2 separate regions of the Homo sapiens genome follow, and region 2 is linked to region 1. Evidence: chromatin contacts called from ENCODE Hi-C or POLR2A ChIA-PET data. All regions are on one chromosome and are shown on one strand. Each heading gives the region's core, a stretch centred on a gene start or an enhancer-like site at or near the end of the contact. The rest is flanking DNA. Distances are from core to core; before and after follow the strand shown.

Evidence for each region. A loop is a pair of places that touch in the nucleus more often than their neighbours do. ChIA-PET counts read pairs that join two places held with the same protein, here RNA polymerase II (POLR2A). Pooled maps may share reads with other maps.
Region 2: a pooled map shows a loop between it and region 1 (2.1-fold over the local background). The contact joins two enhancer-like sites. A Hi-C loop is called at or near these places in 1 of 168 maps with a recorded cell type or tissue (naive thymus-derived CD4-positive, alpha-beta T cell) and 5 of 50 pooled maps. POLR2A ChIA-PET finds 5 or more read pairs at or near these places in 2 of 52 experiments (Panc1 and naive thymus-derived CD4-positive, alpha-beta T cell).

Annotation. Positions count from the first base shown.
Region 1 is chr5:131,593,442-131,599,545 of GRCh38, reverse strand. The region is part of intron 3 of RAPGEF6 (Rap guanine nucleotide exchange factor 6); the gene reads left to right. Among named protein-coding and RNA genes, the nearest start is that of RAPGEF6, 39 kb to the left of the region's middle. Within about 2 kb of position 3,930, at least 3 of the 41 ENCODE cell types and tissues checked have a DNase peak (open chromatin) inside an H3K27ac peak, as active enhancers do.
Region 2 is chr5:131,971,311-131,977,414 of GRCh38, reverse strand. ACSL6 (acyl-CoA synthetase long chain family member 6) reads left to right here. Exons shown (of 21, transcript NM_001009185.3): 10 at 694-767; 11 at 2,445-2,522; 12 at 4,015-4,149; 13 at 4,557-4,691; 14 at 5,770-5,865. Among named protein-coding and RNA genes, the nearest start is that of MEIKIN, 29 kb to the right of the region's middle. Within about 2 kb of position 2,359, at least 4 of the 41 ENCODE cell types and tissues checked have a DNase peak (open chromatin) inside an H3K27ac peak, as active enhancers do.

The DNA.
Region 1 (6,104 bases), core at 2,681-5,180:
GTTAAATTAAGTGACCCCGTGTGTGTAGGTGTGTGTGTGTGTATCTCTGTGTGGTCTCTTTATTTTGCTCAATTGTTTATTGCTCATTTGTTTATTGTTTATTTTGCTCATTTGTTTATTTTGCTCATGCCTGTGTTCATGCAAGTACTGCACTGTCAAGCTGTGTAGTTTGAGTTTTTTTGTTTGTTCGTTTTGTTGTTGTTGTTGTTTTTTGTTTTTGAGACAGAGTCTCACTCTGTCACCCAGGCTGGAGTGCAGTGGCAAAATCTCGGCTCACTGCAACCTCTGCATCCTGGGTTCAAGCGATTCTCATGCCTCAGCCTCCCGAGTAGCTGGGACCACAGGCGTGGACCACCATGCCCGGCTACTTTTTGTATTTTTAGTAGAGACAGGATTTAGTAAAGACGGGGTTTCACCACGTTGGCCAGGCTGGTCTCAAACTCCTGGCATCAAGTAATCCGCCCGTCTCTGCCTCCCAAAATGCTGAAATTACAGGCGTGAGCCCCCACGCTCGGCCTAAGCTGTGTGTTTTGATATCTGATAGCATGAGTTTGTATTCAGTAGAGTAACTCAGGCTTGTACTCAGGCTTGTTCTTCAAGATTGTCTTGGCTATCACTGTTGCTTTGCCTTTCTGTGTAAATTCTAGAATCAGCTTGTCAATTTCCACACACAGTTATACACAAGAAAGCCTTTGGGAGGCTGTGGGCTTTGGATTAGGATAGCATTAAATCCATAAATCAATTCAGAGAGAAATGACGTTGTTACAATGAATCTGTCAATCTGCAAACATGTATATTCTTCCATTTATTTAGTCTTCTTTAATTCTTCACAGCAGTGTTTTAGGAGGGTGTTTTTCCAACATAAACAGTTTGAGCAGTTTTTTCTGTAACACTTTTAAGATGTTTTATCATGTTCTTGCTTCTATTTATGTTGAAGACTCAGTAATCAGTGTTCTTGTTACTCCTTTGCAGTTAATATGTTTTTTCCTCTGACTGCTTCTGAGATTTTTCTTGCTTTTTGCTTTTCAGCAGTTTTGTCTAATGTTGCTAGGTATGGTTTTCTTTGGATTTATTCTGTTTAGGGTTTATAGATCTTCATGATACCCTGATTTGATATCTTTCATCGATTTTGGAAAATTCTTACAGAGTATTTTAAAAATTATTGCTTCTGTCCTGTTTTCTCTTTCCTCCTTCCTGCTTTATTTTGTCCCATATTTCCTTTACACTGTTTTCCATCTTCCCGTCCTTTTTTCTGTCTGTGTTTCAGTCTCCCATTTTCTACTGCCTTATTTTCTAATTTGTGAATTTCTGTCTTCTGCTGTTTCTAGTCTAAAATACCCACTCATGTGAATTTTTAAGTTTTAATTGTAGTTTTTCAATTCTAGATTTTCATTTCTGTTTCATAGATACCAGTTCTTTGGTTGAATCCATCATCTGTTTTCCTTTTTTCTTGAACGTAATAAATATAGCAGGTTTTTTTTCTGTTGGTTTTAGGTTATTTGGTCTCATTTCCAGCAATGTTGATACTTTTTTTAACTTTTTAATCGACACATTATAGTTGTGTATATTTATGGAGTACAAGTTGGTATTCCAATACAGTTATGTGTTATATAATATACAAATTAGGGTAGTTAGCATATCCATCACCTCATACATTTAATCATTTTTTGGTGGTGAAAACATTCAAAAGCCTCTCTTCTAGCTATTTTGTAATATACAGTACTTTACTGTTAACCATAATAATCCTACTGTGCAATGGAACACCAGAATTTATTTTTCTTATTTTGTTGTAACTTTGTACCCACTACCCAACCTCTCCTCATCTTTCTCTCCCACCTCCCCACTCCAGTCTCTGGTAACCACAGTTCTACTCCACTTCTATGGTATCAACTTTTTATTTTTTAGATTCCACGTATAAGTGATATTCTGCAGTATTTGCCTCTCTATGTCTGTCTTATTTCACTTAACATAATATCCTCCAGTTCCATCCATATTGCTGCAAATGACAGGATTTCATTCTTTTCATGGCTGAATGATACTCTATTGAGTATATATACCCCATTTTCTTTATCTGTTCATTCATTGTTGGACACTTGGGTTGAGTCTGTATTTTGGCTATTGTAAAATATGGGAGTGCAGATATTTCTGTAACATACTGATTTCATTTCCTTTGGATATGTATCCAGTAGTAGGATTGCAGGATTACCTAGAAGTTCCATTTTTTTTTTTTTTAGTAACCTCCATATTGTTTTCCATAATAACTACTAATTTACGTTCCCACCAACAGTGTATAAGTGTTCCCTTCTCCTGAAATCCTCGCCAACACTTGTTTTCGTCTTTTTGATGGTAGCCATTCTCACTGGAATGAAGTGGTGTCTTGTTGTGATTTGAGTTTGCATTTCCCTGATGATTAGTTTATTTGAATATTTTTTTATATACCTATTGGCTATTTTTATGTCTTTTCAGAAATGTCTGTTGAGCTATTTTGCCCATTTTTAATCAGTTTTTTTTTGCTATTAAGTTTTTTATATATTCTGGATATTAACCCATTGTCAGAGGTATAGTTTGCAATTCTCTCCTATTTCTGTAGGTTGTCTATTCATTTTGTCAGTTGTTTCCTTTGCTGCGCAAAAACTTTTTAGTTTGATGTAATCAGATTTATCTGTTTTTGTTTCTGTTGCCTGTGTTTTGAGGTCTTCGCTTTAAAAATCCTTGCCTAGCACAGTGTTGTATAGCATTTTCCCCTATTTTCTTCCAGTAGATTTCGTGGTTTCAGGTTTCACATTTAAGTCTTTAATCCATTTTGAGTTGATTTTTGTATATAGTGAGAGGTAGGAGTTTAGTCTTATTCTTCTGCAAGGAGATATACATTTTCTAAGTGTCTTTGGCACCTTTTTTGAAAATCAGTTGTCTGTTTAATTCTGGGATATCCATTCTGCTCTATTGGTCTGTTTTTATGTCAGTACCATGCTTTTTTGGTTGCAGTAGCTTTGTAGTATATTTTGAGGTCTATCGATCTGTCCATTGCTGAAAGTAGGGTATTTGCATTCCCTGCTATTACTCTATTATAGTCTGTCTCTCCCTTTATATCTAATGATATTTGCTTTACAAGCTTGGGCACTCCAGTGTTTGGGGTGTGTGTGTTAATATATACTGTAAATATATATATGAGACACAAATATATATTATATAATGATTATATAATATATATTATAAATAATGTAATTGTTATATCTTCCTGTTGAATTGATCCCTTTATCATTATATAATCACCTTTTCTGTCTCTTTTTACAGTTTTTGACTTAAAGTAAGCATGGCTACTCCTGTTTGCTTTGGCTTTCCATTTGCATGGATGTCTTTTTCTATCCTTTAACTTTTTTTTTTTTTTTTATATGATGGAGTCTCGCACTGCTCCCCAGGGTGGAGCACAGTGGTGCGACCTTGGCTCACTGCACCCTCTGCCTCCTGTGTTCAAGCGATTCTTGTGCTTCAGCCTCCCAAGTAGCTGGTATTACAGGCGCGTACCACCACACCCAGCTAATTTTTGTATTTTTTAGTAGAGACAGGGTTTCGCCATGTTGGCCAGGCTGGTCTTGAACTCCTGACCTCAAGTGATCTGCCTGTCTCAGCCTCCCAAAGTGCTAGGATTACAGGCATAAGCCACTGCACCCAACCTCTGTCCCTTAACTTTCAATCTATGTCTTTAACAGTGAGGTGAGTCTGTTATACGCAGCATACATTTGGGTTTTATTATCCATTCAGCCATTCTATATCTATTAATTGGAGGAGCTTACCCAGTTACATTCAAGGCTGTTATTTATAGGTAAGGATTTATTCCTGCCTTTGTGTTAATGGTTTTCTGGTTGTTTTATAGATTTTTTTTTCTGTAGCCTTCTTTCTCTCTTGTTCATCTCTGTGGTTTTGTGGCTCACTGTGGTGCTATACTTTGTTTCCTTTCTCTTTCTCCTTTGTGTATCTGCTGTACTTACTTTATGTTTACTATAGAGCTAGCATAAAGACTCTTGTTATAATGCACTATTTTAAGCTGATAGCAAATTAACTTTGGTCTCTGTATTACTCCATTCTCACGCTGTCATAAAGAACTACCTGAGACTGGGTAATTTGTGAAGAAAAGAGGTTTAATTTACTCACAGTTCCACAGGCTTCACAGGAAGCATGAGTGGGAGGTCTTAGGAAACTTACAATCACAGCAGAAGGTGAAGGGGAAACAAGCACTCCTTACCACGGTGAGCAGGAGACAGAGAGAGAATGCGATGGGGGGAAATGCCACACTTAAACCATCAGATCTTGTGGAACTCACTGTCATGAGAACAGCATGGGGGAAAATCTGTCCCCATGATCCAGTCGCCTCCCACCAGGTCCCTCCCCTGACACATGAGGATTACAATTCAACATGAGATTTGAGTGGGGACATAGAGCCAAACCATATTATTCCACCACTGGCCCCTCCCAAATCTCATGTCCTTCTCACATTTGAAAACCAATCATGCCTTCCCAGCAGTCCCCCAAAGTCTTAACTCAATCCAGCATTAACTTAAAAGTCCAAGTCCAAAGTCTCATCTGAGACATGGGAAGTCCCTTCCACCTATGAGCCTGTAAAATCAAAAACAAGTTACTTCCAAAATACAATGGAGATACAGGCATGGGGTAAATGCTCCTGTTCCAAATGGTAGAAATTGGCCAAAATAAAGGGGCTACAGGTCCCATGCTAGTCCGAAACCCAGCAGGGCAGTCATTAAATCTTAAAGCTTCCAAATAACCTCCGTTGACTCCATGTCTCACATCCAGGGCACCCTGAGGCAAGTGGTGGGCTCCCAAGGCCTTGAGCAGCTCTGCCCCTGTGGCTCTGCAGGGTACAGCCCCTGTGGCTACCTTCATGGGCTGGCGTTGAGTGCCTGTGGCTTTTCTAGGCTCCTAGTGCAAACTGTGGTTCTACCATTCTGGGGTCTGAAGGACAATGGCCCCCTTTTCGCAGCTCCACTAGATAGTGCCCCAGTGGGGACTCTGTGTGGGGGCTCCAACCCCACATTTTCCCTCTGCACTGCCCTAGTGGAGGTTCTCCATGAGGGCTCTGCCTCTACAGCACACTTCTTCCTGGACATCCAGGCATTTCCATACATCCTCTGAAATCTGGGCAGAGATTCCCAAACCTCAACTTTTGACCTCTGCGTACCCGCAGGCCCAACACCATGTGGAAGCCGCCAAGGCTTGAGGCTTGCAGCCTCTGATTCAATGGCTTGAGCTATACTGTTGGCCCCTTTTGGCCACACAGTTTTAAACTAGCAAATCTTGTGAGAGCTCACTATCATGAGAACAGCATGCGGTAAATCTGCCCCCAGATGGAGCTGGAGCAGCTGGGATGCAGGGTACCATGTCCTGAGGCTACACAGAGTAGCAGGGTCCTGGGCCCAGCCCATGAATCATTTTTGGTTGGCCTCTGGGCCTGTGATAGGAGAGGCTGCCTTGAAAGACTCTGAAATGCCCTGGAAACATTTTCCCCATTGTGTTGGCTATTAACATTTGGCTCCTTTTGTGCACATTTCTGCAGCGGGCTTGAATTTCTCCCCAGAGAATGGGGTTTTCTTTTCTACCACATTATCAGGCTGCAAATTTTCTAAACTTTTATGCTCTGCTTCCCTTTAAAATATAAGTTCCAGTTTCAGATAATCTCTTTGTTCATGCATATGAACGTACACTTTTAGAAACAATCAGATCACCTCTTGAATGCTTTGCTGCTTAGAAATTTCTTCTCCCAGATACCCTAAATCATGTCTCAAGTTCTAAGTTCCATAGATCTGTAGGGCAGGGGCAAAATGCCACCAGTCTAATTGCTAAAGCATAGCAAGAGTGACCTTTACTCCAGTTTCCAGTAAGTTCCTCATCTCCATCTGAGATCACCTCAGCCTGGACTTCATTGTTTATATCACTTATCAGTATTTTGGTCAAAAGCATTCAACAAGTCTCTAGGAAGTTCCAAACTTTTCCACATCTTTTCTGTCTTTTTCTGAGTCCTCCAAACCATTCCAGCCTCTGCCCGTTACCCAGTTCCAAAGTCACTTCTACATTTTCAGGTATCTTTGTAG
Region 2 (6,104 bases), core at 1,110-3,609, 380 kb before region 1:
CAAGTTGTCCTCCCTTCCCAGCCTGCTGTGCCTGGGATCCCTAGCCATCTCTACCCTCTGAGTCATCCTAGCAGCCCCTGACTTCCTCAAGGGCCCAGAGAACTAGGCCTCACGAGCAGTAGTGAAAGGTCATATCAAAACAAAGCAAGAATATTTGTGTCCCATTTCTGCCAAGGAGCAGGCAGGAAGGGCTGCCCAGCCCTCTTGGATCTCCAGCCTGGCCTGAGCCTGGGGCCTTTCCAGGTGCCAAATGCAGCAGAGAAGTCCTTTGCCATCAGAGTTGGCTGCTGGACTCAGGAGACCAGGCCCACTCAGGCCCAGGGAGTAGTACAGAGCCCTTGCTATATGTAAGGGGACTCGGGGCTGACAGCCTCTGCTCCTGAAGGAAGACGGGAGAGGATAAGGCACAGACCACAAGCAGTTGACCCTTCAGGCCTTGAGGCACCCCTCCTGTGCAGCCATATCACCTGCCTCCTGGTCCCATGCTGGTGGGAGCCTAATGGTAGGCTATGTCTATAGGATAGCGGTCCCTGAAGCAGCATTCATCTGCCTGTAAGTCTAAAGGTGGCTGAAGACAAAGGCCAGAGGCTTGGGTAGACAGCATGGGTGTCTGGGACTGCCAACTTGGGCACTGCTCTCAAGAAGTGGCCCTTGAGTTTCCAACTAATTTGACTTCTTGCTTTCTTTTTATAGGGAACCCAAAAGGTGCGATGCTCACCCATGGGAACGTGGTGGCTGATTTCTCAGGCTTTCTGAAAGTGACAGAGGTGAATAAAGTAGCATTACTGTTGCAGGTGTCTCTTGAGGACAACCTCAAGCCTCAGAGGATTTTTTTTTATTTGTTTGTTTTCTTTTTCTTTTTTTTTTTTTCTTGATATAACCTGGGCTGCCATTCACAGGCAGGAGTTTCTGTTCTCATTAGAGCAACCCCACTTTTACCATCACTTTTCACTCCAAATACTGAAATGACCCATACGTGACAAATATTCAGTTGATTTCTGGGAGTACTAAGATCCCAGAAAGAAAAGCATGCAAACCTATTTTTCCTTTCTAACTTCAAATAACTTCAAAAATTGATATACCCATGGTTTTGTGTGTACCTTTATTTAGAAAGTAATCCTTAATAACTTGTTTTTCAAAGGTCAGGGTTTAATTCAGTCATTTTGTGTTTAAGGACTACTAGAGTCTGAGAAACAACGGCAACTGCTAATTTATAAGGCTGTACTTAAAGGTAAATCTAAAATCAAAAAAGCTTTGATGTCTTGGCCTGACCAAAGCATGTTAGCATTTTATAACTGGCTAACAAAGGAGGACTTTTCCCACAAGTGGTGAGTATGTCCTGCAGTTTCCTTCAGCATAAAGGAGTGTATCTTTTCAAAAAAGTTTGGCTTTTTCTTCACTGTGGAGAAAGTCACACTCCACATTCATGGTAGATGACATTATGAAGTGTGTGCCCCAAACACTTAGTAGAAAACTGTGAGAGACAGTTTATTTTAGCAGAAAACTGTGAGAGACAGTTGGTGGCTGAGCCCAGGTCAGGAGCCAAGGTTTGCCCAAGCTGGCCCAAAAGCCAGCACAGGAGAGTGAAGGCCTCTGCAAAGGGGTGGAGAGCAGGGAAGTCCAGCAGAGGAGAGCACGTGGAGGCACAGCCCACCCAGATCCCAAGCCTTGTGCAGGGCTCCCCTGGCTGGAGTAGCCCCTGTCCCTAGGGTCAGTCCCATCTGTGAGATGTGTCCTGGGCCCTCCCTTTGCTGGCGGGGCACAGCAGGGCTCCCTGTCAGCATTCCTCTTTAAGGCCCTGGTTCCAGGGATGGCTTGTGAGGCCAGGCTCAGCCAGTGTTTGGGGTTTGGCCTTGTCTCCTCCTCTGGCTGGGGCTCATACCCCAGCCACAGTTGCATAGACTTAGGAGTCTCTGGGCCCCTTTCTCTGCAAGGACTAGAAAGTGCTGACTAGCCAAGACCTTCTGAATCCCTGCCCGGGTAGCCCAGGGATCCTGGAGAAATGGGGTGTGGGGCAGGTCCTGCAGGTGTGGGGAGGAAGGGGAGAGAGCCGGGCTAGAGCCGACTGACTGCAAGTGAGGGGCAGGCCCTCAGAGAGGAGACTTCCCTGCGGAGCCCACTCTGCTGGTTTCTGTGTGCTTCATTTGGCTCTTTGCTTCTGCAGATAACCTAGACCCACTGACGCTGCGACCTAACACTCCGCTTCCTATGCTGCCCTGTCTCTCTCTTCTTTCTGCACCTTCCCCCTCCCTCTCTCTCTCCCTCTCTCTCTCATTTCTTCTCTCTTTCATCTCACCTCTCTCTCTGTCCTCACCACTCCCATTCCCCTCCCCCTCTTCCTGTTTACCCTCCAGGACCATTTTCTCTTTATTGTTTTATGATTCTCTTGTCGTCTTCCTGTCAGTGTTTCTTTCCTTTCTGTCTCCCATGCCCGTCGCCTGCAGAAAGTGATCTTTCCGAGACAGGACGATGTGCTCATCTCCTTCCTGCCTCTGGCTCACATGTTTGAGAGAGTAATCCAGGTAAGACACCCACCTGACTGACCGGGCCTTGCCTGGGCTCCTTCTTTTTTCTTACAGAGTCAGTGGGCTCCCACTTGTGCGGATGTGCACATTTCCTATTTGCCTTTAGCACACATGTTTGAGCGAATGGTGCAGGTAAGGCCCTGGCATCAGGGAGGCACACTCTGTGCCTAGAACCCATAACCCTAGCGGGTGTCACTTGTCACTGGTGGCATGAAGTAGGACCAAACTGCCCTGTCCTCAGAAGGTACCATAGGGGTCAGAGGGCTCAGAGGACTTTAGCCACCCCACTTGTCCCTCCTGGGAGCATTGTTCCAGGGAAGCCCCCAGGCCTGCCCTGTCTTACCCATGGACACACTCAGCTGAGAGAGACCCCAGCTGATAGCATCTTCTCAGAGAGTATTGCAGCTTTGCAGAAGTGCTTTACCATTCAAGCTCTGTGCAGTACAGCTCCGTTTATGACCAAAACACTTATGTTCCATAACTTTTATAATTCACAAACTCCTAAAAGAGAAAACAAAAGAGTAAAGTTGGGGAATGAAACTGGCATGGCTCTTCAGGCTGCAGATGGGGACTGGCCTGAGGCTGGCCCTGAGACAGGCCTTGTGGAAGTACAGAGGGAGTGGGAGGAGGAATCCATATGTGATTATGGAGACAAGGAATTCTCCATATATGTGTCACTCAAGGGACCAGCATATGAAAAAACTGTGTCTTCTAGGCCTTTCCCATTTTGCCTTGGGGGAGGTCTTATGTAATAGTGCAGGTAAGGCCGTGGCATCTGGAGAGCATGCTTTCCAGCTTTCCAGACCTGGATTCAATGCCAGCAATTACTGTAAATTAGTTTTGTGACCCTGGGCAAGTCATGTAACCTCTCTGAGCTTTGTGTTCCTTACCTGTAGAAATGCCACTTCCCTTATAGGGTTGCTATGAGCATTAAAGAAAGGAGCATATATAAGGCCCCTGGTGTACTCCTAGTCCCATTAGGAACCAGCCAGGGGCTCCCCCTTGGCCTCGCACTAAACAGCACCCACAGCCAACTTCAGCAGCATCTCCAGTACTCATGGGGCTTACACACCTTCACCTTCCCAGAATTCCCTGGGGAAATCCAACAACTCTAAGACCTGGAGCAGACCCATTAGTAGGCTGTAGTACATCTCAAAGGCCTGAGTCCCCAGGGAGGCCCATGTCCAGGGTTTGGGAGTAGGTGAGGGGGGCACACGCCAGTGAGAATGGCTGCTTTGGCATCTCCCAGAGGCTCAGGATTCCACTCCATCTTCTGCTTCATCTCCCTGTGCCTGAGTGGGACTTGGTTGGAAGGTGAGGGGGTGGGGGTCACCTCAGATGGCATTCATCAGTGTCTCATGGCAGCAGCCAGAGCTGGGTCAGGGGGTCATGGGTGCCCTCCATGTAGGGCAGCACTTTGGACAGCTTTGGACTATCGCCAGTAGTGACCACCCTAAGGGACTCCTCCCTTCCTGTCCTGTCTTTCTAGTCTGTCGTCTATTGCCACGGAGGGCGTGTTGGCTTCTTCCAGGGAGATATCCGCCTTCTCTCAGATGACATGAAGGCTCTATGCCCCACCATCTTCCCTGTGGTCCCACGACTGCTGAACCGGATGTACGACAAGGTAAGTTCTGCAGGGAGTCTTCAGCCAGGCTGAGGGGCTGCATATTTGCTTGTTTGGACAGGGTCTGGAGCCCCAGGCAGGCTTTCAGTGCCTCCACTGCCAAGTCCTGGAACTTGCCTCCTCTCTTGTAGTTCCTGACTCTTTCTCATTCTTCCTTCTCCTGTTTTCTTCCTATTCTCCAAATACCCCTGCGGGAGAGATTTTTTTTCAGGAACTTCCATCTTCACAGCATGCCTGGACCCTGGCAGTGTTAACCTTCAGCTCAATGTCACACATTCAGTGACCTCCTGCAGGGGCAAAATGGAACATGGCTTCTCTGCTGGCCAGTCTGGGCCTTATTCCTGGGGGATATATCTAGAAATGAGACATTCAGGCTCTGACAGCTGCTTCCAACTTATGTTCCTCAGATCTTCAGCCAGGCAAACACACCATTAAAGCGCTGGCTCCTGGAGTTTGCAGCAAAGCGTAAGCAAGCCGAGGTCCGGAGTGGAATCATCAGGAATGATAGTATCTGGGATGAACTCTTCTTTAATAAGATTCAGGTAAGAAAATGAACAAGTGATTATAGAGTGACACCTAAGTATCCAACGGGTGACCTTGCAGGAGAACTGGAGAAGTTCATCCCAGTGCCCTGTAATCATGTGAAATAGTAACTCATTTGCTCATGAAATCAAAGCTTAAGCTATGATTGAAATTTTAAACTTAGACATTTTTGATTTTTGGAGATACGTTACATTTGAGATGAGCAAGAAGAAAACCTACTATGGATAGTAGGTCCCTTGATCTCCACAGGCAACAGTGTGGCTTTGACCTTGGGTAGTCAGGTCAGTGCTCCACTGAGAAGCTCCTGGGCCCTGAAGTTCTCTTGCCCCTCCCTGTAATCCTGGCCATGGTGGCTTTCCAGCAGCATGGGTCTAGCCAAATGGTTCAAAATCTTCTTTTTCTTTTCTGTGTTCTGTCCCTTTAGTATCTCCCACACCAGGCCAATCTTGAATTACTCATTTCTGTACCTCCTCAAAAGTTTTTAAACTCTGCATTATCCAAGGAATCTGTAGTCAATTAGTAGCATTATTCATTTTTTTCTTGCTACTCTATTTTTAGTTATGAAAATTAATATTTAAAATATCTTGGCTCAACTTACATAAACAAAGTGTTTCAAGTATTCTTCGTCCTCAGCAGTACATAGTAAATAAAGCATGGTATTGATTTATACATGAAAAAAGGCAATGCCATTAAAATGGAAATTGGAAGAAATTGTCCTAAGTAATTGTTTTGGATTCTTGTCAATGATGGGAGAGTGACGGAACAGCTGTGTATTTTAAGGAAGGGAGAAGAACCAATATTATAGAATGCCACCCAGACTGATGGTACTTATCTCAAAAGGCATAAAAGAATTGGTCATATGGTGGATTGAGCTGCAGAGCTGATTGTGTTTATCATTAGGAAGGGGAAGGAGTTTCCTCAGCTCGTGTGTTGTACAACCTCAGGCCTTCTTTCTGATCCCAGCCCTAGCATCCAGGTAGGACCCAGTTGTTGGATGTTGACCTTGGATGAAACCCAGATGGACTGGACACCATCTCAGACATCACAAAATTTGGCAGCTCTTCTTTCTTCCCACAGGCCAGTCTTGGTGGGTGTGTGCGGATGATTGTTACTGGAGCAGCCCCAGCATCACCAACAGTTCTGGGATTTCTCCGGGCAGCTCTAGGGTGCCAGGTATTGTCATTGTGTGTCCTCCCTTGGAAACAGCAGGAAGTTCGTTAGGGCAGGAAAACTACTATACCCTCTACTGCTCAGAGAAAGAACCGGGGGACAAGATTTTTGTGAGACAAAAGCTCCCTCCTCTGAGGAGGAAAAAACTCAGAGCCAGTGAAAGCCAGGATGGCATTGCCACATTCTGGAAAGCCCAGGTTTATCCACTCTGGGAAATTCTTTTATCTGGACCTTTGGAAGTT